2 separate regions of the Mus musculus genome follow, and region 1 is linked to region 2. Evidence: chromatin loops called from intact Hi-C (ENCODE). Cell type or tissue: heart. All regions are shown on one strand. Links, peaks and the distances in the headings refer to the core of each region. The heading gives the core; the rest is flanking DNA. Region 1 overlaps Bbs9 (Bardet-Biedl syndrome 9 (human)). Region 2 has its middle 85 kb from the start of Gm36685.

Region 1 (8,000 bases), core at 1-8,000, 84 kb after region 2:
TGTCCCTCTGGAGGACTCCTAAGATGGAGAAGCTCATTTGTGTCATATAGTTCTTATATTTGCTATTTCTATATACTAAAAACTAGTTTATGATGACACATGTAAACTTTCTTCTAGTAAACACATTAAATGAATGAGCAAGCATATGGAGGCCGTGATAGGCATGTGTAAGAATCTCAGATAGAAGATGCCAGACTTGCCTGCCTCACGCCCTGGAGACCCTGCACTCCTCCGGCTTCCATGTGGCTACTTTCTCAGTTTTCTCTTGCTCATTTCTTGGCTGCTTCTCCTTAATTTCCGAGGTTGGCTCCTGCCCTTCCTTCTCCCTGACCTCTAGATGTTGGAAGGCCTTTCAGCTTAGACCAGCCCCCTTCTTTCTGCTCCCCACACAGAAGGGGACCCATCCAGCTCTAAATCCACACAGGCCCCATCTCCTGACAGGCCAGCGGCAGCTCAGCCTTCTCTCTGGAGATCTAGTGCTGTCATCTGCAAGGGGGCGCAGCCATGCCACCCAGATAGAAGCACAGTCAAGCTGGGCCTTCGATTTTGCACCCCCTAATCCATTTACCCCACGTTGTGCTCACTGACCCCTCTTCATCAGCAGGGCTGACCACCAGTTCATAACTAAAGTCAAAAGCCGTCTCTGACTCTCATTGACCTCCCACCAAACAGGCCCATTGCCAAGGCTGTGTACTGTAGCCTCTGAGGGATTCCTCGGATCTTCTGTTTGTATCACTCGTCCAATCACATAGCCTCTCATCACACTGGCGACTAGAGCTCACTGTCCCATTGTAGACCCGGCTCTTTATCCCCACACAGCAGGCACAGCGCATTCTTTAAAGCATTCATCAAATCATGCCAGGCCACTTAGGAGGACTTAGAGGCTTTCTGTTGTTTGCTTGTTTGTTTGTTTGTTTTGGATGGCACATAAATTCTTTGTCCCAGAATAGAAGAAAAAGTACATGATTGACCTTTTTGCTAACTCTTTTTCTCAAGAGCATCAAGAAGTAGTCTATAAGAAGAAAAGGGAGAACTGGGGGAGCAAGGAGACAGGACTCCGGCCTGATCCGGCTGAAGGCTGGAGTGAGCAAAAGCTACACTCCTCCATGGCTTCATTTCAGAGAAGAAGACGATTCGCCAGCAGAGCTACTCCAGGAAGCTCTCCGTATATCCACTGTAGGGCTGTCATGAGCCTTGTCTGCTGTTGTGTACACTTAATGCAATCCACAACTCTGCTCTTTAGCTGTGTAACTGCTTATTATCTGGCTTTTCAACACAAATAGCCACTCTATACGGACAGGAAGCCTCTCTTCACTAACGCCAATGTCTAGCACATGAATGAAGACGGTGGCATAGTTAAATGTCTATTAAGGACAAAAGTGAGTCCGTTCCACAGGGGAGAGTGGAGTGTGCTGTGACCAGACTTGCTCTTCACAGCACAAGATAAAAGGAAGTCTTCTGCATGGATTAAGGGAAAAGAAAGCCAACTTGAGCAAACACTGGAGATCAATTTAGCTCTAAATGAGATTGAAAATGACTAGAATATAGGTGAGTAATATTCTGATTAACAGAGAAAGATGCAGTGAGGTCCACTTCATGAAAGGAGGTGAGGCGGGGTCAGGTTAACAATCTGTACAACAGTTTCTAGTTCCAGAGTAGATCCAAGAAAGCCAAAGATTAGCCCAGAGCTAGAAACTGTCATGGAGTCTTGGGGAGCAACCCATACGGTTCAGAAGTAGAACATAGCAGGCCAGAGACAGGCAGGGGAAGAGAAAGTGGGTGGCCTGGGAGAGGGGGGAGGGAGGGAGGGACAGAGAATGTGTCACACAAAAAGGAGGAAGAGGAGACAACGGGAACATCACTCAAGCCAATTCTATATCCTGTCAGGCCACCTTCTATGTTCCAGCTGTATTTAATTATAGAGATGTAGAAATGGGTGACAAAGTCTCTTCCCCCAGAGGTGTCAGTCTAGGCAACTTTGGCAAGAGATAGCAGCATCCAGTTGTGGCTGAGAGTACGGCACTAAAATAATGTAAGGACAAAAGGTCTTCTCAACATTTTATGGTATAAGTTGTTTTAATGATCACTGCATATATTTTATCAAATACATTTATTAATTAGAAAACATTCCTTATAATTACTCTGGCTCCTTTTCTGAAAACTAAAATACATTCTTTGATCAGGAAAAAAAACCTATAAAGACCCAATAATATTATGATTAATAAACTAACCTAAACATAAATGAGCAAACACATAATTACTTTCACTAGTCATATAAGGAGTCTGTTTCAAATAATTAACTCTCTGGAGCTGCTCCTACCTGAATGAAGCGCAGCGAGGGAAAGGGAAGCCTCAGCTCACGAGTGACCCCACCCCTCCCCTTTACCCTTTTCTCATTGCACTTTCTACAGTACAGAGTGTTTGGAGTCTGCTGCCCTGTGTATTCACACACACACACACACACACACACACACCAAGGCAAGCTCTTTGGAAGCAGGGACTGTGCTGGGCTGGCTGAACATCATACTCCAATATGCAGAGTGATGCCTGTGACACCTGGGACACAGTCCGCACTAAACAAATTTCATCCTGTTGTCTCAGTCTTGGCTTAGACTATGATGTCATTTTCAGTGGAAGTAAAATATAAAGGATAGAAGAATGTGGTTTTTTCTACAAGATGATACATTCAGTTTTTAAAATATTGTAAGTATGGATTTTCCTGAATCTTTAACAAGAAGAGAACAACTGCACTCCTTTTGTACACGTATGCAGCCATGACCACTAAGTACATGCTCTGTTTACAGACGGTGATGCATCCAGCTTTGCTTTTTCACGTCTGAGCCCTCAGCACCTGCTGCGGTCTCTGCCTACAGCCAAGGTGGCCAGGACCTGGCACTTTGCCAAGGTCCAGCAGCCCTGCTCATTTACTTATCTGCAGCTGTAATTATTTCCAAGATTATTTTTAACAAATGTCAAAAATAGCTTAGTAGAGCCAACATGCAAACACCTGTGCTAAATAAAACTATCCTGCCAGGGTCAGCGTAAACCATGGCTTCTAAAAGCACCAACAGACCTTTTTGGTAACATTTTCCCCATGACCCTGAAGTACAGCTCAAAAAGTGTACTTACAGGGCACAATGGCCCAAGCCAAACGAGATGCATTAAGTAAGAGCAAATTACTTAACAAAATTAAAAGAAAGTTAAAAATATATAATTGGTGAAACAATATAACAGAGGAAAAGGGACTAAAATTTATTACACTTATGTATGAAACTTTCAAAGACTAAAAATAAATTTAAAAGACACAGTTGAGAGAGATCACACAACTAAAGAGGCTTTCTTTTCAGCGGAATATTTATGTATGCTGAGACCTATTAGAAGCTGAGGACTTGGCTTAGGTTTTAAGTTTTAACTGCTAGCTATACAACATGTAAATCAGAGGGGTTTGACCATTCAGTGATCTGTTGGAATGAAAACTTCAAAGTTCATTATGAAAAGATGTTTTCAAAGGTTGGCAACACAGACTGCTTACCTCCAGCAAGACAATTCTGGAAGAACATCACCCTTGCTTGTCGTGTCAAAAGTAACATGTTTCTGGTCAGGCCAACATTAAAAATAAGAAAGCAACGGGTGTGAGCCACACCGCTGGATCTGCCCTCACGGATATAAACGCTTCCCATATTCAAGCAACTGAAAATGATGTGATCTAAATTAATGACTATCTTACTTAAGCACCTGGTTCCAGAACAGCTTTAAAGTAATTAAAATCACTTCTATAGCTATCCTACAGATCTGAAAGAAAATGAAAAAATAATTAGTACACTGTCAATACTGTTCATGAGTTTCCATTGATGAGAGAGACAGATTTATCTTATTGTTAAAATTTTGATTACTCAGAAAGAAAGTAGGAATGAGGAGCCAAAGGCAAGCAGAGACAACAAGATACATAGTCACTACAAATCTGAGGAGAGCCAGCACAGTGTGACTGCTGAGGACAGGCTCGTTGATGTGACAGCAGGTATGAGTGATAGCTCAGAGGATAAAAATTGGGTTGGGCACAGAGCATACATGGACAATACCTAGTCTTCCCCGCACATACACAGCAGATGTGTAGCTTGGAGCGAGGCTGTTCCAAAAGCTGTTTCATGTCTGTGGGATGTGTTCTAGCTGGGCTGCCTCGTCTGGCCTCATTGGAAGAGGAAGCACCCAGCCTTGCAGAGTTGAAGTGCCAGGGTGGGAGATACCCAGGTGGCACCCACCCACCCAGGAGAAGGGGAGCAGGGATGGGAGAAGGGTTGTGAGAGGGGGGTGACCAGGAAGGGGGATGGAAAGTGAATAGGTATAAATAAATAAATAAGTAGATTTTTAAAAATTTGGGCTGTGGGAGGGGCTAGAGGTCTGTGGTTATTCAGTGGCAATTCTTCATAATTTTATTTTTATTGCCAGAAACTGTTGAAATAAACATCAAATTTCACCCTCATATTAGAAATCCCAGAAATATCAGTAGAATATGTGACCTTTTTTTTCACAGGATACAAAGCCTCAGAAAACATCTTCCATGAGAGTGACTAAGGGGCCCTTCCTTTTGGCTCAGCTGTGCAATTTTTAATGATACTGAAAATTTCACACAGTTGGGCTCCCACTGTAATACTTCCAATAAGAATAGTCCAAAGAAAAGACAGCTCCCACTTACAGCCAGGTGAGGGTAAACATGGGTATTCTACATGCTTCCATCTGTACATGTGGGCTCACAGGGTCACGTGACAGGAGTAAGAAATAAGAGCAGCAATGTCCTGTCCAAGGAATTCAGTTCATCTCCCAACACTCAGGCAGGGTTCTTCCCAATTATCTTTAGAATGCTGAGTGTCATATTAGTCTAAACATCTGGAGGGAAAGACATTCCCCAACCCCCCGTCCCCAGGGATTCTATCCCTGTATTAACGGCTCCTCTTCCAAGAACCTGGTCTTCGGTCATCACAGTGTAATTAGTTACTGGCCAGCATGTCTGTCACCGAGTGTTTGCTAAGCACACACTGGGATAATGTTGTTTTCTCAGGTCTTTGATGGTAGGCCTTCCTCTGCAGTGCCTCCCAATTGTTTCTCTTGTCAAATCCAGCTCTAATCCTAGACTCAAATATTCTTTCCCTAATCCTCCATTCCTCTCCTCACAGACTCCATTATGACGAGAGGAGTGTGCACCCTATTTATAACTGAATGTTTCCTTTACTTATTCAACTTAACTTCATTTTCAGAACAACTTTGTATCAATGCACTGTTTAAGAACAAGGGGCTACCTCATATTTTTCAGATTAAAAAAAACCATGGTTTGAAAGAAACAAAGAAACAAAGGAGAAAAAGCGAGCTACTACACAATTGCTTCCTTGCTTCCTGACTGAATTCGTCATTTCCCTGGTTATTAAAAATCACCTTTACTTTCTTCTTTTTTAATTATTTTTATTTAATTATTTTTATTTATTTACATTCCAAATGCTTTTCCCCTTCCTAGTCCAACACTGAGTTCTTGACTCCAAGTCCCCTCCCCTTTGCTTCTGAAATAGTGCTCCCCACCCACCCTGCCATCCCCACCTCGCCCCCACCAGCATCCCCTTCCCTAAGACATCAACTTTCTACAGTATTAAGGACATTTTTCTCCCACTGAGACCAGACAAGTCAGTCCTCTGCTATATATGTGCTGGGGGCCATGGACAAGCTCATGTATACTGTTTGGTTGTTGGTTTAGTCCCTGGGAACTCTGAGTAAGTTGTTCTCCCTATAGGGTTGCAATCCTCTTTAGCTCCATCAGTCCTTCCCCTAACTCTTACTTATTTATTGTATATTTCATGTATTTACATTTCAAATGTTATCCCCTTTCCTGGTTTCTCCTCCACAAACCTCCTATCCTATCCTCCCTCACCCTGCTTCTATGAGGGTGTTCCCCTACCTACCCACCCACTCCCGCCTCCCTGACCTGGCATTCGTCTACACTGGAGCATCAAGCTTTCACAGGACCAATGGCCTCTCCTCCCATTGATGCATGACAAGAGTGCACACGGAGGTAGACAGTCAGAACTAGACAAGAGGAAAGGGAAGAGGAAGAACGCAGAAGGTGTTGCAGGCAATGAGCAGTTAACTACGGAGAGGTGAGAGCTTCCAGTCTGACTCACTAGTGAGGTCATTTGGATGTAGGAAGGATCCTCTGTGTACACACATCTCACTACGACTGTAAGAATGGATACACTGTGCTACAGCAGCCAGAAAGACATACTCTTATCTAAATAAATGCCAGAATTTTTCTGTGTCAACCTCACACAAGCAAGAATCACTTGAGAGAAGAAAACCTCAATTGAGAAAAGGCCCCCACCAGGTTGGCCTGTGGGCAAGCCTACTGGACATTTTCTTAATTAGTGATTTATTTGGGAGGGCCCAGCCCATTGTGGGAGATGCCACCCCACTCCTCCACGACTTCTATATCAGCTCCTGCTTTTAGGTTCCTGCCATGCTTGAGTTTCTGCCCTGACTTCCCTCAGTGATGGACTATTGCCTGGAAGTGTAAACCAAACAAACTCACTCACTTCTCCCAAGCGCTTCTGGTCATGGTGCTTTATCAATATAAGCCCTAACTGAGACACTACTTAACTTTATAGTTGTCGTTGGTAAAAGTAGCTTTGGGACTATGTATTTTATTATTAATTAATTAATATCCCATATTTAGTGAGATTTTGTGCTGTGTCAGGTTTTTGCTAAGCATTTTCCATGTACTGCTACTTTTAATTTTGTAAACTGTAGAATAAAACACCATTATACTTCTATTTAGAAGGTAAGAAAACAAAAAAAATGCACAGGTAATTTTCCTACTTTGAAAGTCATTTTTTAAAAACAGTATGGAGAAAGTATAATAATCTATGTAGAACAAAAAGGCCCCGAAGTCAGTCAGTGCTTTCCCTGAAGCCCTTTCCATATGGACTTCATTTATAGCCCCTCAACAAAAGGCTTCAACCTTATGAAAGTTCAAAGACCAACAGTTAGAAGTTAGAGAGATGCTCAGTGGCCAGGACCACTGGCTGCTCTTCTTGAGGATCCAGGTTTGATTCTCAGCACCCACAGGGCAGCTCAAGTACCTGTAACTCCATTTCTTAGGGATATGACACCTTCTTCTGGCTCAGGGACACCAGTCACATGCATGGTGCACAGACAAACATGCAGGCAAAACACTTGTACACATGAACTAAAATGTTTTTAAAAGACCAATAAGTCAAACCCGGCTAATCATATGAAAGTAAACAACAAATGTCTCAACAGGGTTCTTGTGAAAGTTCAGGGAATTAAAAGTTCATTGGAAGAACTCTCAAATACAACAATAAACTCTTACAGCAATGGGGTCACTAACTCCAGTTTAGAACTCCAGTGTAGGCTGGCTCTCTCTGCAAGGACACACCAGTCACTCACGCAGACTGCACTCTGAGGTTCCTCCCATCCATTTAATGAAACAAAGGTGCGGAAAACGCCGAAGCCCTGTGGCCCACATCACGTCTCCAACTAATATATCCCCGATCCACATCCTTGCTAACTTTGCTGCTTCCTCATTTATCATCTTCCTTTTGGACCCCAAATTTAACAAAGCCAACGCAAACGCAGTTGATGCTTTGGACCATAGCGTCCCCTGTAAGCGCCTGAAGCACGTTTTCCCTTATGGCACCTGCCTGATACCGGACCGTCTTCAAGCTCTTTCTCTGTGTCAAGTTTTTCTGACATCCTTGTTTCAGGACCCATGACATGCTTCTATACTAAGACTATATGCTAAGACTTCTATACTCCATGCTTCTATACTAAGACTATCACTTAACACACCATTTACCATTGTGCAATAAAATGAAGTTTAAAGAAATGAAAAAAGAAGGCAGTAAAAACTTTGGTGTATATGAGGCTCCAGATATGAGTTATTTTCATTTTTATATGGACTCTATATCTATACCTATACACATATTCAAATATTTGATTTA
Region 2 (17,036 bases), core at 3,695-11,694:
CTCTGTGAAGAATTGAGTTGGAATTTTGATGGGGATTGAATGGAATCAGATTGCTTTCAGCAAGATAACCATTTTTACTATATTAATCCTGCCAATCCATGAGCATGGGAGATCTTCACATCTTCTGAGGTCTTCCGCCATTTCTTTCTTCAGAGACTTGAAGTTCTTATCTTACAGATCTTTCACTTCCTTAGAGTCACGCCATGGTGTTTTATAGTTTTTGTGACTATTGTGAAGGGTGTTGTTTCCCTAATTTCTTTCTCATCCTGTTTATCCTCTGTGTAGAGGAAGGCCACTGATTTGTTTGAGTTAATTTTATATCCAGCTACTTCAATGAAGTTGCTTATCAGGTTTAGGATTTCTCTGGTGGAATTTTTGGGGTCATTATATATACTATCATATCATCTGCAAATAGTGATATTTTGACTTCTTCCTTTCCAATTTGTATCCCCTCGATCTCCTTCTGTTGTCTAATTGTCTGGCTAGGACTTCAAGTACTATATTTAATAGGTAAGGAGAGAGTGGGCAGCCTTGTCTTGTCCATGATTTTAGTGGGATTGCTTTGAGTTTCTTTCCATCTGGGTTGATGTTGGCTACTGGTTTGCTGTATATTGCTTTTACTATGTTTAGGTATGGGCCTTAAATTCCTGATCTTTCCAAGACTTTTATCAAGAACCAGTGTTGCATTTTGTCAAATGCTTTCTCAGATGATCATGTGGTTTTTCTTTTTTTGAGTTTGTTTATATAGTGGATTATGTTGATGGATTTCTTTATATTGAACCATCCCTGCATCCCTGGGATGAAGCCCACTTGATCATGATAGATGATCGTTTTGATGTGTTCTTGGATTCGGTTTGTGAGAATTATATTGAGTATTTTTACATTGATATTCATAAGGGAAATTGGTCTGAAGTTCTCTTTATTGGGTCTTTGTGTGGTTTAGGTATCAGAATAATTGTGGCTTCATAAAATGAATTGGGTAGGATACCTTCTGTTTCTATTTTGTGGAATAGTTTGAGGAAAATTGGAATTAAGTCTTCTTTGAGGTCTGATAGAACTCTGCACTGAACCCATCTGGTCCTGGGCTTTTTTTGGTTGGGAGACTATTCTTTAGGGGATATGAGGCTGTTTAGATCATTATTCTGGTCTTGATTTAACTTTGGTACATGGTATCTGTCTAGAAAATTATTCCTTTCATCCAGGTTTTCCAGTTTTGTTGAGTATAGACTTTTGTAGTAGGATCTAATGATGCTTTGGATTTCCTCAGGTCCTGTTGTTATGTCTCCCTTTTCAGTTCTGATTTTGTTAATTAGGATACTGTCCCTGAGCCCTGTAATTGGTCTAGCTAAGGGTTTATCTATCTTGTTGATTTTCTCAAAGAACCAGCTTCTGGTTTGATTCTTTGTATAGTTCTCTTTGTTTCCACTTGGTTGATTTCAGCCATAAGTTTGATTACTTCCTGCTATCTACTCGTGAATGAATTTGCTTCCTTTAGTTCTAGAGCTTTTAGGTGTGTTGTCAAGCTGCTAGTGTGTGCTCTCTCTAGTTTCTTTTTGGAGGCACTCGGAGCTATGAATTTCCCTCTTAGAAATGCTTTCATTGTGTCCCATACGTTTGGGTATGTTGTGGCTTCATTTTCATTAAACTCTAAAAAGTCTTTAATTTCTTTATTTACTTCTTCCTTGACCAAGTTATCATTGAGTAGAGTGTTGTTCAGCTTCCACGTGTATGTGGGCTTTCTATTATTTATGTTGTTACTTAAGATAAGCTTCAATCCATAGTGATCTGATAGGATGCATGGGATTATTTCAAAAATTTTTGTATCTGTTGAGGCCTGTTTTGTATTCAATTATATGGTCAATTTTGGAGAAGGTACCATTAGGTCCTGAGAAGAAGGTATATTCTTTTGTTTTAGGAGAAAATGTTCTATAGATATCTGGTAAATCCATTTGTTTCATAACTTCTGTTTCACTGTGTCTCTGTTTAGATTCTGTTTCCATGATCTGTCCATTGATGAGAGTAGGGTGTTGAAGTCTCCCACTATTATTGTGTGCTGTGCAATGTGCGCTTTAGCTTTACTAAAGTTTCTTTAATGAATGTGGATGCCCTTGAATTTAGAGCATAGATGTTCAGAATTGAGAACTCACCTTGGAAGATTTTACCTTTGATGAGTATGAAGTGCCCCTCCTTGTCTTTTTTTTGATAACTTTGAGTTGGAAGTCAATTTTATTCGATATTAGAATGGCTATTCCAGCTTGTTTCTTTGGAAACAACCATTTGCTTGGAAAATTGTTTTCTAGCCTTTTACTCTGAGGTAGTATCTGTCTTTGTCTCCGAGGAGGGTTTCCTATATGCAGCAAAATGTTGCGTCTTGTTTACGTAGCCAGTGTGTTACTCTATGTCTTTTTATTGGGGAATTGAGTCCATTGATATTAAGAGATATTAATGAAGCAAATTGTTGCTTCCTATTATTTTTGCTGTTAGAGTTGAGATTCTGTTCATGTGGCTATCTTCTTTTAGGTTTGCTTTTTCTTGCTTTTTCTTGGACATAATTTCCCTCCTTTGTTGGACTATTCTCTTCATTATCCTTTGAAGGGCTGGATTCGTGGAAAGATATTGTGTGAATTTGGTTTTGTCATGGAATACTTTGGTTTCTCCATCTATGGTAATTGAGAGTTTTGCTGGGTATAGTAACCTGGGCTGGCATTTGTGTTCTCTTAGGGTATATATGACATCTATCTAGGATCTTCTGATTTTCATAGTCTCTGGTGAGAAGTCTGGTGTAATTCTAATAGGTCTGCCTTTATATATTACTTTTTCCCTTACTGCTTTTAATAATCTTTCTTTGTTTTGTGCATTTGGTGTTTTGATTATTATGTGATGGAAGGAATTTCTTTTTTGGTCCAAACTATTTTGAGTTCTGTAGGCTTCTTGTATGTTCATGGACATCTATTTCTTGAGGTTAGGGAATTTTTCTTCTATAATTTTGTTGAAGATATTTACTGTCCCTTTAAGTTGAAAATCTTCATTCTCATCTATACCTATTATCCTTAGGTTTGACATTCTCTTTGTGTCCTGGATTTCCCGGATGTTTTAAGTTAGGATTTTTTTGCATTTCACATTTTCTTTGATTGTTGTGTCAATGTTTTCTATGGAATCTTCTGCACCTAAGATTCTCTCTTCCATCTCTTTTATTCTGTTGGTGATGCTTGCATCTATGTTTTCTGATTTTTTTCCCTAGGTTTTCTATCTCCAGAGTTGTCTCCCTTTTTGCTTTCTTTATTGGTTTCTACTTCCATTTTTAGATCCTTGATGGTTTTGTTCAATTCCTTCACCTGTTTGGTTGTGTTTTCCTGTAATTCTTCAGGGGATTTTGTGTTTCCTCTTTAAGGGCTTCTACCTGTTTACCTGTGATCTCGTGTATTTAAGGGAGTTATTAATATCCTTAAAGTCCTCTATCAGCATCATGAGATATGATTTTAAATCAGAATCTTGCTTTTCCAGTGTGTTGGTTTATCCAGGACTTACTGTGGTGGGAGTACTAAGTTCTGATGATGAGTAGCCTTGGTTTCTGTTCATAAGATTCTTGCATTTGCCTTTCGTCATCTGGTAATCTCTGGTGTTATATGTTTTTGCTGTCTCTGGCTGGAGTTTCTTCCTCCTGTGAGTCTGTAAGCCTGTGTCTTTACTCCTGGGTGGACCTGCCTTAGAGAGTCACAGGAGAGAATATTGAACATGTTCTTAATTGTCCCTATTTTGAAGCCCTTTCTTGTTTTTCAACTATACTGCATTTCACAGGGTCTACTGCAGTGGAGTGGAGTTACTGGCTTCTGGTGGAGGCACATTGTCTTGGGTGTTAATGTTTGTGCTCTGCTGGAGTCTAAACATCTGGACTTGAGATGATTAGATTGATTCTGGGTGTTGATGTTTCATTTTCCCTTTGCTGGCTGGGTGTTCCATTCTTTGGTGTCTGTAACCCTCTCTGGATCTTATAAAACTGTAGTGGGTGTGGGCTACCTGGTACAGAATGCTGCAGGTCTGTGGGTAGCAGTGAGAAAGAGAGCTGGTCTAGGAGAAAAAAGTTGAGTGGGCTTCAGGAAAGAGCTAAGGGGATCCTGTCCACACCAAAGGGAGGGGTCTCCAGGCACTGGGATGTGTGGTGGGAAGAGAGGATCCTGCAAGCAGGTTGCAGTAAGGCAAAGAATGATCAGGAAAGACGGATGAAAGGGCTTTCGGAACTCTGTGACAAGAGCTTGAAGCTCCAGTGAATGGAGCTTCAGTGCTAGTGGAGGTCCCTGCAACAGTCTGCTTACAGAAATTGGAATAAGTCTGGAGAGATTATGACCAATGACAAAAAGGAAAGTGGAAGTCACCTACCTGGGTCTTAGCTTTGTGTAGCCACTGGGGTCCCAGGCAGAATGCTTCTAGGTATAGTTGGCTGATGTAGAGAAACAGGAATGGGCTAGAAAAGACAACTGAGAGGGTCCAAGGGAAAGGGAATGCTGGGCCTGGCACAGGGTTTGCTGTAGACCCCAGGGAGTGGAGGTAGGGTAGAGAGGAAGCCCTTGCAAACATTTTGCAAGGCTTAGGATGAGACTGAAGAGATTTTCCACATCAGTCTAAAGTCATGAAAATGAGATGAAAATTTTCAAATAGAAGTTATATGATTCTTGTAATCAGACTAATGAACGAACCATATGAACACTTCAGAGAAACTTCAGTATCCTGCCTGCTACACTGAGCTGATGTGAACTGATTGAGATAAAGATCGCTTCAGCGGGGATACTGATGACTGGTTCATAAGAGCTGTCAGCTCCACAGTTATTTAAAATTCACTCCAAAACAAAACAAAACTCGACAGTTTTATTGTACAAATATGCAGAACCTTTGTAGGAATTGTCTTAATTTTGACAATAACTTTAATACTACATGGTATTGCTGATAGGTAGCAAGTCAGAAAGAAACTTATGCAAACTATCATCCATTTAAAACTGTTAACAAGGTCAGAGGAAAATTAAAGTTATTTTTTAAATTTACTGAATATGAAATGAGATCATAAAATATTTATAATAAAAAGATGAATAAAAGTACGCAATAAAAATTGAATAAACATTAAGAATATAAGAAAAACAATGTAACAGAATGTCAAAGGTATATTGCTAATATCTTTTGTATACATTTTGAATATTTGTGACAACTGTTATCTTTGTGCATACTTGTATCTTATTTAGTCATGCTCTAGATAAGTATCCATTTTCAGTGTTCAATGTTGCTTTTTAAAAAATAGGAACCTCATGTTAAAGTCATCAAGTTGCCAAAGTATTTACAAAAAAAGAATCATGAAATATTGAATTTTAAATAATGGTTCTTCTCTTTAAGGCCAACTTTAAATAAATAAAAATTTATTAAACAGCAGAGAGAAATCTAAGAACAATTGTGTCCATGGAACCTGAAATCCACCAGGAAAGGAAACTATAACTTCTGGCATATAAGCAGGACAAAAGGGTATACTGTGGAACACACTGTGACATTCTACAGCTTCCATGATAAGATGTTTTGTTTTAATTATTATTATTATTTTAATTTTTACTGTTTTTTTTTTGTGGTGAAGGTTGCATATGTGGAGGGAAGATACAATGGGGAGATGAATGAAATTCACACAAAAAAATCAATTAAAAGTTATAGAAAGAAAGAGGAAAGAGAAAAGAAAAAAGAAAGGAAGGAAGAGAGAGAAAGGAAAGAGGGAAGGAAGGAAGGAAGGAAGGAAGGAAGGAAGGAAGGAAGGAAGGGAGAGAGAGAGAGAAAGGAAAGAAGGAAGAAAGGAGCAAGAGAAAAAACCTGATTGAACCCAGTGGCTCCAGGTATTTATCACCTGAGAACTGCCTTCCCTTTTCACAAGCCAGTGGCTTGAGTGACTGAGAAACCAAACCAAAACACCAGGAAACTGAGGGATTAGGATGCATCCTCCATGACTGGCCAGCCTCTGTATAGCTTTAACCAAGGAAGCACACCCAGCCCAAGCTTCTCCCACAGGACTGTGCGTGTTTGGTCATGCCTAAGGACCGGAGAAGGATTGCATCAGGCTAGTTACAAAAGCACCTAAGACTCCTCTGGGAAAGCCAATCTTACTGAAGGAGGGCATGAGGGCTGTGGGAGGGAGTTTGAATGCAGTGTAGTATGTGTTATTTAGTAGTTACCCCTTAGAGAAAATAGATAACAAACACAGAGTGAGAAAACCAAGAGAAAATAGATAACAAACACAGAGTTAGCAAACCAAACACGCAATTCACATAAAATCACCAGAGACAGGAAAACAGAAAGGACATATTGTGGTAAATAATACCCAGTACATCACCACCAAGAACATGATCAAAGCCTGCAGCAGCTCTGAGCCCAGCAGTCTGAGCGGGACCTCCGCTCTGACAGACGTAGCAACAGGCTCTCAGACTTCATATTAAAGGCAGACGTCAATTTTTTAAAAAATCAATTAATAGATTTGACTACAAAATACTAGAAAACTTGCATAGAAAATAAAAGTGGCGTGGAAAATTGAAAACAATGTCTAGATCGAGCATGAGCAGCTGAAAGCTGATAGCATTTCTACGAAATATGACATGTGAGAGTACTGTGTCATCATGGCCACTACTAGCACACTTCCTACAGAGTGGAAGGAGGAACACAAACATGGTGTTCACCAAAGAACTAACACATTAAAACAACACAGGAAGTCAAAGAGCAGCCATCACATGCTACAAGGTTTTGCTTTAAAATGTCCTCTTGTATCCTTAATAATATACTTACATATGGGTGTGCATCTGTGCTTTTGGAAACTGACTAGACTAGAATATCAGCTCTTCTTCCTGTAGATGGTGGGATAGTTAATGAATTATTTAGTCTGGAGAAAACTCCATACTGTTGTGTATAAAGCAGAGACAATAATACCCACACTCCATTATGATCACAAGGAAGGAGCACATTCTTGTGTACAAAATCTAATGGACCTAATGGACAATGTAACAAGTTAGTGTTTTTTTATTTTAGTATGTTATGCTGACAGACTGAGCAATAATAAGGCTATCTGGCTAATTAAAAATCTGGATCATCTTCCAGTTCTGCAACTACACCAGGATAGATATATATATATACAAGCATATGAAGAATAATGGAATCAAAAAGCTACTGCCAAACAACAGAAATATTTTAATCTATGTGCCATAGACACATATAGCCCTGCCTACCACCACATAGCAGATCATGGATAGAGGAAAACAGAGACCTGCTGGACTGCTATGCCACCTACAGACCTGCCCTCGAGCCCCTGGCACAGGCAGACCATAGACAACTGCTTCCTGGAGAATGTCACCCAAGGGTCCGCCAGTGCTGTGTGCAGGCTCCAGTGGGAGCAATCACAACGTGCGAGTGTGTGGTTATCAGATGGGAGAAAGAAGAGGAGCAGCTTGAGCAGTGTGAAGAGAGATGGAACTGGAGACTCGAGGGTGGAGAGGAGTAGCCTGTTGTGAGTAGCCAGCCCTGCCACCTGGGGCCATTGTGAAGTCCCAGCCTGAGCTACTGCTGAGGGCCATGTCTGCATCTGTGGCTAACGCAGTGGCAGGGGTCAGTGTCAATGTCAGTAGCTCATATTGCTACTAGAGAACATGAGAATGTCCCTGGTCCAGGCAAGTCACTAGGGACCACTTGGATGCCCTAGTGTAGAACTGGCCCTACCCCTCACTGGATGCAGCCCTCTGGAGACCTGGCACCACCTCTCACCTGTAGCAACACTTGGGAGAGGGGGCCCTGAACCTCATCTAGGCAGCACAGTAGAGCATGCCCTGGTGGTAGGAGTGTGGGTGAGTGGCTCGAGGGCATGATTGTAGTAGAGCTGACCCCACTACTCTTTTGCTGTGAGGTGGCAAGGGCACAGGGGTGATACCTGCCCCCCTCATCACCTCTGGCAGTTGGGAAAGCTGCCTACAGGATCGTGAGTGCAGGAGAGCTATCCCTGCTCTTATCAGCTGCAGCACTTGAAAGAGTGGGCTGGGCATCTTGCCTAGGTAGTACAGTAGTGCTGGCCTTGGTGGAAGGGGCATGGGTGAGCTGGCCTTCTGCCCTCCAGTAACGCCATGGGAGAACTGGCCCTGTCACTTGTCTACTGTGAGGTGGCATGGGTGTGGTAGTGAATCTCCATCCCTGCCCCTTGCCCCCTGCAGTAGTCCAGAGAGCTGGCCCTGAGGGCATGAGAGCAGGAGAGCTAGTCCTGCCCCCTCACTGACTGTAGCACTCAGGAAAGCAGGCTTGCACCTTGCCTGGGCAACAGTGGAGCTGGCCCTGATAGTAAAGGCACACGTGAGTCAGTCCTGAGAATATGAGAGATGGGGAGTTGGTCCTACCTCTTGGAGGCTGCAACACTTGGGAGAGTGAGACGTACACCTTGATTGGGCAGCACAGTGGAGCTGGTTCTAGTGGTGCAGATAAAGAAAAGCCAGAGCTCTGACCAGCTCAGCTACCACTCAGGCTCAGCTTCCTGGCTCTGAGTTGGTCCAACCCCAAATCTGTATCATCTGCAAATTGTTGAGACATGTGAAAGGGCCAGTCTGGCTGATCCAAAGCTCTAGGATCTCGATGACAGAGGGCAATAACAGGATAACCAGGAGGAAGGCCAGTGAAAACCCAATATTGATAGTGTCACAAGAGTCAGAGATCTGGAAACAATGACTCATTGCAACGTACATTTGCAAGTAAAGATGTGAACAGCAGGGGATACTGTGTAGATATACGATGGGACACACATTGACATACTGTAGCTTCCACGATGAGATGTCTTCTATGATTTAAGTGTGTGTGTGTGTGTGTGTGTGTGTGTGTGTGTGTGTGTGTGTATGTGTGTGTTTGGGGGAGGGAGGTTGCAAGGACAAAGGGTGGACATGAGGGGATACGGAGGCAAGTGGGATTAGAGTGCACAATGTAAAACTCACAAAGAAGCAATAAAAAGTTCTTAAAAAATTATCAACCTATAAGTTGTTGTGATTGTGAAATGTTTAAATAAATTCAAACACATTTATTCCCTGAATGATATAAGAGTAACTAACCATTTTCTAAATGGGTGTCTGGTCCACTCCATGCGACAGGATCCATACCTGGCAGTATTAACATGGCTAAGAACCTGTGGTTAGAATTGTCATAGGCTCTAGGGGAAAACTTGCAACGATTATTCTCCTAAATGTCGACAATATTGAAATGATTCTCTATGACTTATTGTTACATTCATAAATTAGTACATCCCTCAGTCCTCATCAAAGAAGCTGCTTCTTGCAACAGATGGCAATTAGCCAGGAGACCTAGAACTGTTAAGTGTGCCAAGTGGACCAGGTAATGTTTAGCCCTAAATGGAACATCTGTGTCACATAACTCTCCCTAAGGCTTGCAGTCTATGCAGAAAAGGGCTGGAAAGATTAAGACCCAGAAGTGAGAACTGATTTAAAAACAAACAAACAGAGCAGAGTCTTGCCCAACACCCGCAAGGGCCCACACGGGACTCCCCACGGGACCCTAAGACCTCTGGTGAGTGGACCACAGTGCCTGCCCCAATCCAATCGCGCGGAACTTGAGACTGCAGTACATAGGGAAGCAGGCTACCCGGGCCTGATCTGGGGCACAAGTCCCTTCCGCTCGACTCGAGACTCGAGCCCCGGGCTACCTTGCCAGCAGAGTCTTGCCCAACACCCGCAAGGGTCCACACGGGACTCCCCACTGGACCCTAAGACCTCTGGTGAGTGGACCACAGTGCCTGCCCCAATCCAATCGCGCGGAACTTGAGACTGCAGTACATAGGGAAGCAGGCTACCCGGGCCTGATCTGGGGCACAAGTCCCTTCCGCTCGACTCGAGACTCGAGCCCCGGGCTACCTTGCCAGCAGAGTCTTGCCCAACACCCGCAAGGGTCCACACGGGACTCCCCACGGGACCCTAAGACCTCTGGTGAGTGGATCACAGTGCCTGCCCCAATCCAATCGCGCGGAACTTGAGACTGCGGTACATAGGGAAGCAGGCTACCCGGGCCTGATCTGGGGCACAAGTCCCTTCCGCTCGACTCCTGACTCGAGCCCCGGGCTACCTTGCCAGCAGAGTCTTGCCCAACACCCGCAAGGGTCCACACGGGACTCCCCACGGGACCCTAAGACCTCTGGTGAGTGGATCACAGTGCCTGCCCCAATCCAATCGCGCGGAACTTGAGACTGCGGTACATAGGGAAGCAGGCTACCCGGGCCTGATCTGGGGCACAAGTCCCTTCCGCTCGACTCCTGACTCGAGCCCGGGGCTACCTTGCCAGCAGAGTCTTGCCCAACACCCACAAGGGTCCACACGGGACTCCCCACGGGACCCTAAGACCTCTGGTGAGTGGATCACAGTGCCTGCCCCAATCCAATCGCGCGGAACTTGAGACTGCGGTACATAGGGAAGCAGGCTACCCGGGCTTGATCTGGGGCACAAACCCCTTCCACTCCACTCGAGCCCCGGCTACCTTGCCAGCTGAGTCGCCTGACACCCGCAAGGGCCCACACAGGATTCCACACGTGATCCTAAGACCTCTAGTGAGTGGAACACAACTTCTGCCAGGAGTCTGGTTCGAACACCAGATATCTGGGTACCTGCCTTGCAAGAAGAGAGCTTGCCTGCAGAGAATACTCTGCCCACTGAAACTAAGGAGAGTGCTACCCTCCAGGTCTGCTCATAGAGGCTAACAGAGTCACCTGAAGAACAAGCTCTTAACAGTGACAACTAAAACAGCTAGCTTCAGAGATTACCAGATGGCGAAAGGCAAACGTAAGAATCCTACTAACAGAAATCAAGACCACTCACCATCATCAGAACGCAGCACTCCCACCCCACCTAGTCCTGGGCACCCCAACACAACCGAAAATCTAGACCCAGATTTAAAAACATTTCTCATGATGATGATAGAGGACATCAAGAAGGACTTTCATAAGTCACTTAAAGATTTACAGGAGAGCACTGCTAAAGAGTTACAGGCTCTTAAAGAAAAGCAGGAAAACACAGCCAAACAGGTGATGGAAATGAACAAAACCATACTAGAACTAAAAGGGGAAGTAGACACAATAAAGAAAACCCAAAGCGAGGCAACGCTGGAGATAGAAACCCTAGGAAAGAGATCTGGAACCATAGATGCGAGCATCAGCAACAGAATACAAGAAATGGAAGAGAGAATCTCAGGTGCAGAAGATTCCATAGAGAACATCGACACAACAGTCAAAGAAAATACAAAATGCAAAAGGATCCTAACTCAAAACATCCAGGTAATCCAGGACACAATGAGAAGACCAAACCTACGGATAATAGGAATTGATGAGAATGAAGATTTTCAACTTAAAGGGCCAGCTAATATCTTCAACAAAATAATAGAAGAAAACTTCCCAAACATAAAAAAAGAGATGCCCATGATCATACAAGAAGCATACAGAACTCCAAATAGACTGGACCAGAAAAGAAATTCCTCCTGACACATAATAATCAGAACAACAAATGCACTAAATAAAGATAGAATATTAAAAGCAGTAAGGGAGAAAGGTCAAGTAACATATAAAGGAAGGCCTATCAGAATTACACCAGACTTTTCACCAGAGACTATGAAAGCCAGAAGAGCCTGGACAGATGTTATACAGACACTAAGAGAACACAAATGCCAACCCAGGCTACTATACCCGGCCAAACTCTCAATTACCATAGATGGAGAAACCAAAGTATTCCACGACAAAACCAAGTTCACACAATATCTTTCCACGAATCCAGCCCTTCAAAGGATAATAACAGAAAAGAAGCAATACAAGGACGGAAATCACGCCCTAGAACAACCAAGAAAGTAATCATTCAACAAACCAAAAAGAAGACAGCCACAAGAACAGAATGCCAACTCTAACAACAAAAATAAAAGGGAGCAACAATTACTTTTCCTTAATATCTCTTAATATCAATGGACTCAATTCCCCAATAAAAAGACATAGACTAACAGACTGGCTACACAAACAGGACCCAACATTCTGCTGCTTACAGGAAACCCATCTCAGGGAAAAAGACAGACACTACCTCAGAGTGAAAGGCTGGAAAACAATTTTCCAAGCAAATGGACTGAAGAAACAAGCTGGAGTAGCCATTTTAATATCGGATAAAATCGACTTCCAACCCAAAGTTATCAAAAAAGACAAGGAGGGACACTTCATACTCATCAAAGGTAAAATCCTCCAAGAGGAACTCTCAATTCTGAATATCTACGCTCCAAATGCAAGGGCAGCCACATTCATTAGAGACACTTTAGTAAAGCTCAAAGCATACATTGCACCTCACACAATAATAGTGGGAGACTTCAACACACCACTTTCTTCAAAGGACAGATCGTGGAAACAGAAACTAAACAGGGACACAGTGAAACTAACAGAAGTTATGAAACAAATGGACCTGACAGATATCTACAGAACATTTTATCCTAAAACAAAAGGATATACCTTCTTCTCAGCACCTCACGGGACCTTCTCCAAAATTGACCATATAATTGGTCACAAAACAGGCCTCAATAGATACAAAAATATTGAAATTGTCCCATGTATCCTATCAGACCACCATGGCCTAAGACTGATCTTCAATAACAACATAAATAATGGAAAGCCAACATTCACGTGGAAACTGAATAACACTCTTCTCAATGATACCTTGGTCAAGGAAGGAATAAAGAAAGAAATTAAAGACTTTTTAGAGTTTAATGAAAATGAAGCCACAACGTACCCAAACCTATGGGACACAATGAAAGCATTTCTAAGAGGGAAACTCATAGCGCTGAGTGCCTCCAAGAAGAAACGGGAGACAGCACATACTAGCAGCTTGACAACACATCTAAAAGCCCTAGGAAAAAAGGAAGCAAATTCACCCAAGAGGAGTAGACGGCAGGAAATAATCAAACTCAGGGGTGAAATCAACCAAGTGGAAACAAGAAGAACTATTCAAAGAATTAACCAAACGAGGAGTTGGTTCTTTGAGAAAATCAACAAGATAGATAAACCCTTAGCTAGACTCACTAAAGGGCACAGGGACAAAATCCTAATTAACAAAATCAGAAATGAAAAGGGAGACATAACAACAGATCCTGAAGAAATCCAAAACACCATCAGATCCTTCTACAAAAGGCTATACTCAACAAAACTGGAAAACCTGGACGAAATGGACAAATTTCTGGACAGATACCAGGTACCAAAGTTGAATCAGGATCAAGTTGACCATCTAAACAGTCCCATATCACCTAAAGAAATAGAAGCAGTTATTAATAGTCTCCCAACCAAAAAAAGCCCAGGACCAGATGGGTTTAGTGCAGAGTTCTATCAGACCTTCAAAGAAGATCTAATTCCAATTCTGCACAAACTATTTCACAAAATAGAAGTAGAAGGTACTCTACCCAACTCATTTTATGAAGCCACTATTACTCTGATACCTAAACCACAGAAAGATCCAACAAAGATAGAGAACTTCAGACCAATTTCTCTTATGAATATCGATGCAAAAATCCTCAATAAAATTCTCGCTAACCAAATCCAAGAACACATTAAAGCAATCATCCATCCTGACCAAGTAGGTTTTATTCCAGGGATGCAGGGATGGTTTAATATACGAAAATCCATCAATGTAATCCACTATATAAACAAACTCAAAGACAAAAACCACATGATCATCTCGTTAGATGCAGAAAAAGCATTTGACAAGATCCAACACCCATTCATGATAAAAGTTTTGGAAAGATCAGGAATTCAAGGCCCATACCTAAACATGATAAAAGCAATCTACAGCAAACCAGTAGCCAACATCAAAGTAAATGGAGAGAAGCTGGAAGCAATCCCACTAAAATCAGGGACTAGACAAGGCTGCCCACTTTTTCCCTACCTTTTCAACATAGTACTTGAAGTATTAGCCAGAGCAATTCGACAACAAAAGGAGATCAAGGGGATACAAATTGGAAAAGAGGAAGTCAAAATATCACTTTTTGCAGATGATATGATAGTATATATAAGTGACCCTAAAAATTCTACCAGAGAACTCCTAAACCTGATAAACAGCTTCGGTGAAGTAGCTGGATATAAAATAAACTCAAACAAGTCAATGGCCTTTCTCTATACAAAGAATAAACAGGCTGAGAAAGAAATTAGGGAAACAACACCCTTCTCAATAGTCACAAATAATATAAAATATCTTGGCGTGACTCTAACTAAGGAGGTGAAAGATCTGTATGATAAAAACTTCAAATCTCTGAAGAAAGAAATTAAAGAAGATCTCAGAAGATGGAAAGATCTCCCATGCTCATGGATTGGCAGGATCAACATTGTAAAAATGGCTATCTTGCCAAAAGCAATCTACAGATTCAATGCAATCCCCATCAAAATTCCAACTCAATTCTTCAACGAATTGGAAGGAGCAATTTGCAAATTTGTCTGGAATAACAAAAAACCTAGGATAGCAAAAAGTCTTCTCAAGGATAAAAGAACTTCTGGCGGAATCACCATGCCAGACCTAAAGCTTTACTACAGAGCAATTGTGATAAAAACTGCATGGTACTGGTATAGAGACAGACAAGTAGACCAATGGAATAGAATTGAAGATCCAGAAATGAACCCACACACCTATGGTCACTTGATCTTCGACAAGGGAGCTAAAACCATCCAGTGGAAGAAAGACAGCATTTTCAACAATTGGTGCTGGCACAACTGGTTGTTATCGTGTAGAAGAATGCGAATCGATCCATACTTATCTCCTTGTACTAAGGTCAAATCTAAGTGGATCAAGGAACTTCACATAAAACCAGAGACACTGAAACTTATAGAGGAGAAAGTGGGGAAAAGCCTTGAAGATATGGGCACAGGGGAAAAATTCCTGAACAGAACAGCAATGGCTTGTGCTGTAAGATCGAGAATCGACAAATGGGACCTAATGAAACTCCAAAGTTTCTGCAAGGCAAAAGACACCGTCAATAAGACAAAAAGACCACCAACAGATTGGGAAAGGATCTTTACCTATCCTAAATCAGATAGGGGACTAATATCCAACATATATAAAGAACTCAAGAAGGTGGACTTCAGAAAATCAAATAACCCCATTAAAAAATGGGGCTCAGAACTGAACAAAGAATTCTCACCTGAGGAATACCGAATGGCAGAGAAGCACTTGAAAAAATGTTCAACATCCTTAATCATCAGGGAAATGCAAATCAAAACAACCCTGAGATTCCACCTCACACCAGTCAGAATGGCTAAGATCAAAAATTCAGGTGACAGCAGATGCTGGCGAGGATGTGGAGAAAGAGGAACACTCCTCCATTGTTGGTGGGAGTGCAGGCTTGTACAACCACTCTGGAAATCAGTCTGGCGGTTCCTCAGAAAACTGGACATAGTACTACCGGAGGATCCAGCAATACCTCTCCTGGGCATATATCCAGAAGATGCCCCAACAGGTAAGAAGGACACATGCTCCACTATGTTCATAGCAGCCTTATTTATAATAGCCAGAAGCTGGAAAGAACCTAGATGCCCCTCAACAGAGGAATGGATACAGAAAATGTGGTACATCTACACAATGGAGTACTACTCAGCTATTATAAAGAATGAATTTATGAAATTCCTAGCCAAATGGATGGACCTGGAGGGCATCATCCTGAGTGAGGTAACACATTCACAAAGAAACTCACACAATATGTATTCACTGATAAGTGGATATTAGCCCCAAACCTAGGATACCCAAGATATAAGATATAATTTGCTAAACACATGAAACTCAAGGAGAATGAAGACTGAAGTGTGGACACTATGCCCCTCCTTAGATTTGGGAACAAAACACCCATGGAAGGAGTTACAGAGACGGAGTTTGGAGCTGAGATGAAAGGATGGACCATGTAGAGACTGCCATAGCCAGGGATCCACCCCATAATCAGCATCCAAACGCTGACACTATTGCATACACTAGCAAGATTTTATTGAAAGGACGCAGATGTAGCTGTCTCTTGTGAGACTATGCCGGGGCCCAGCAAACACAGAAGTGGATGCTCACAGTCAGCTAATGGATGGATCATAGGGCTCCCAATGGAGGAGCTAGAGAAAGTAGCCAAGGAGCTAAAGGGATCTGCAACCCTATAGGTGGAACAACATTATGAGCTAACCAGTACCCCGGAGCTCTTGACTCTAGCTGCATATATATCAAAAGATGGCCTAGTCGGCCATCACTGGAAAGAGAGGCCCATTGGACTTGCAAACTTTATATGCCCCAGTACAGGGGAATACCAGGGCCAAAAAGGGGGAGTGGGTGGGCAGGGGAGTGGGGGTGGGTGGATATGGGGGACTTTTGGTATAGCATTGGAAATGTAAATGAGTTAAATACCTAATAAAAAATGGAAAAAAAAATAAATAAAAACAAACAAACAAACAAACAAACAAAATCCCAGTGTTTTCAGGACACAGCAGGGCAGTTGCATAATACAAACTCACAGTGGTTATGACAACACATACAAGACCTATAAAAGATCAAACTAGACAAAATTCCCAACGTATAGTGAGGGAGGCAGGCAGAAGCGGGAGTGGGTAGGTAGGGGAGTGGGGGGAGGGAGGGTATAGGGAACTTTCAGGATAGCATTTGAAAGGTATATAAAGAAAATATCTAATAAAAAATAAATAAATGAAAAAATAGAATTTAATAAAGAAATGGAGGGGCTGTAGAAATGAAACAGCAGTTAAAAGCTGCTTTTACAAAGGACCCAGGTTTAATTCAAAGAACCCCACATGGTGGTTCAGGAGCATACATAGCTCCAGATCTAGGGGACCTGATGCCCTTCTCTGCCTTCAAGGGCATCAAGAGTACACACAGAGAGACCAAACACACCTAACATAAAATGAATAAATCTCATTTTAAAAAAGAAATAGCAATACTGAAGACAACTATAACCAAAATGATGAGAGAAATGAAAAACATGAGTTAAATTAAAACTTCAGTGGAGCC

What was found. Peaks named below come from ENCODE experiments on the same cell type or tissue, not always from the same donor. Only the 100,000 strongest peaks of a DNase experiment are listed, where the experiment ranks them.
Region 1: a loop joins it to region 2, with 1.8 times the contacts of the local background. A loop is called at or near these places in 2 of 42 quality-filtered maps.

What each region holds. Positions count from the first base shown.
Region 1 is chr9:22,817,847-22,825,846 of GRCm38, reverse strand. The region is part of intron 21 of Bbs9 (Bardet-Biedl syndrome 9 (human)); the gene reads right to left. Among named protein-coding and RNA genes, the nearest start is that of Gm39309, 17 kb to the right of the region's middle. In heart, for the core only: no CTCF peak of the experiment used is centred there; no DNase peak of the experiment used is centred there; H3K27ac peaks cover 236 bases.
Region 2 is chr9:22,896,649-22,913,684 of GRCm38, reverse strand. No RefSeq gene overlaps it. Among named protein-coding and RNA genes, the nearest start is that of Gm36685, 85 kb to the left of the region's middle. In heart, for the core only: no CTCF peak of the experiment used is centred there; a DNase peak (open chromatin) is centred at 8,044.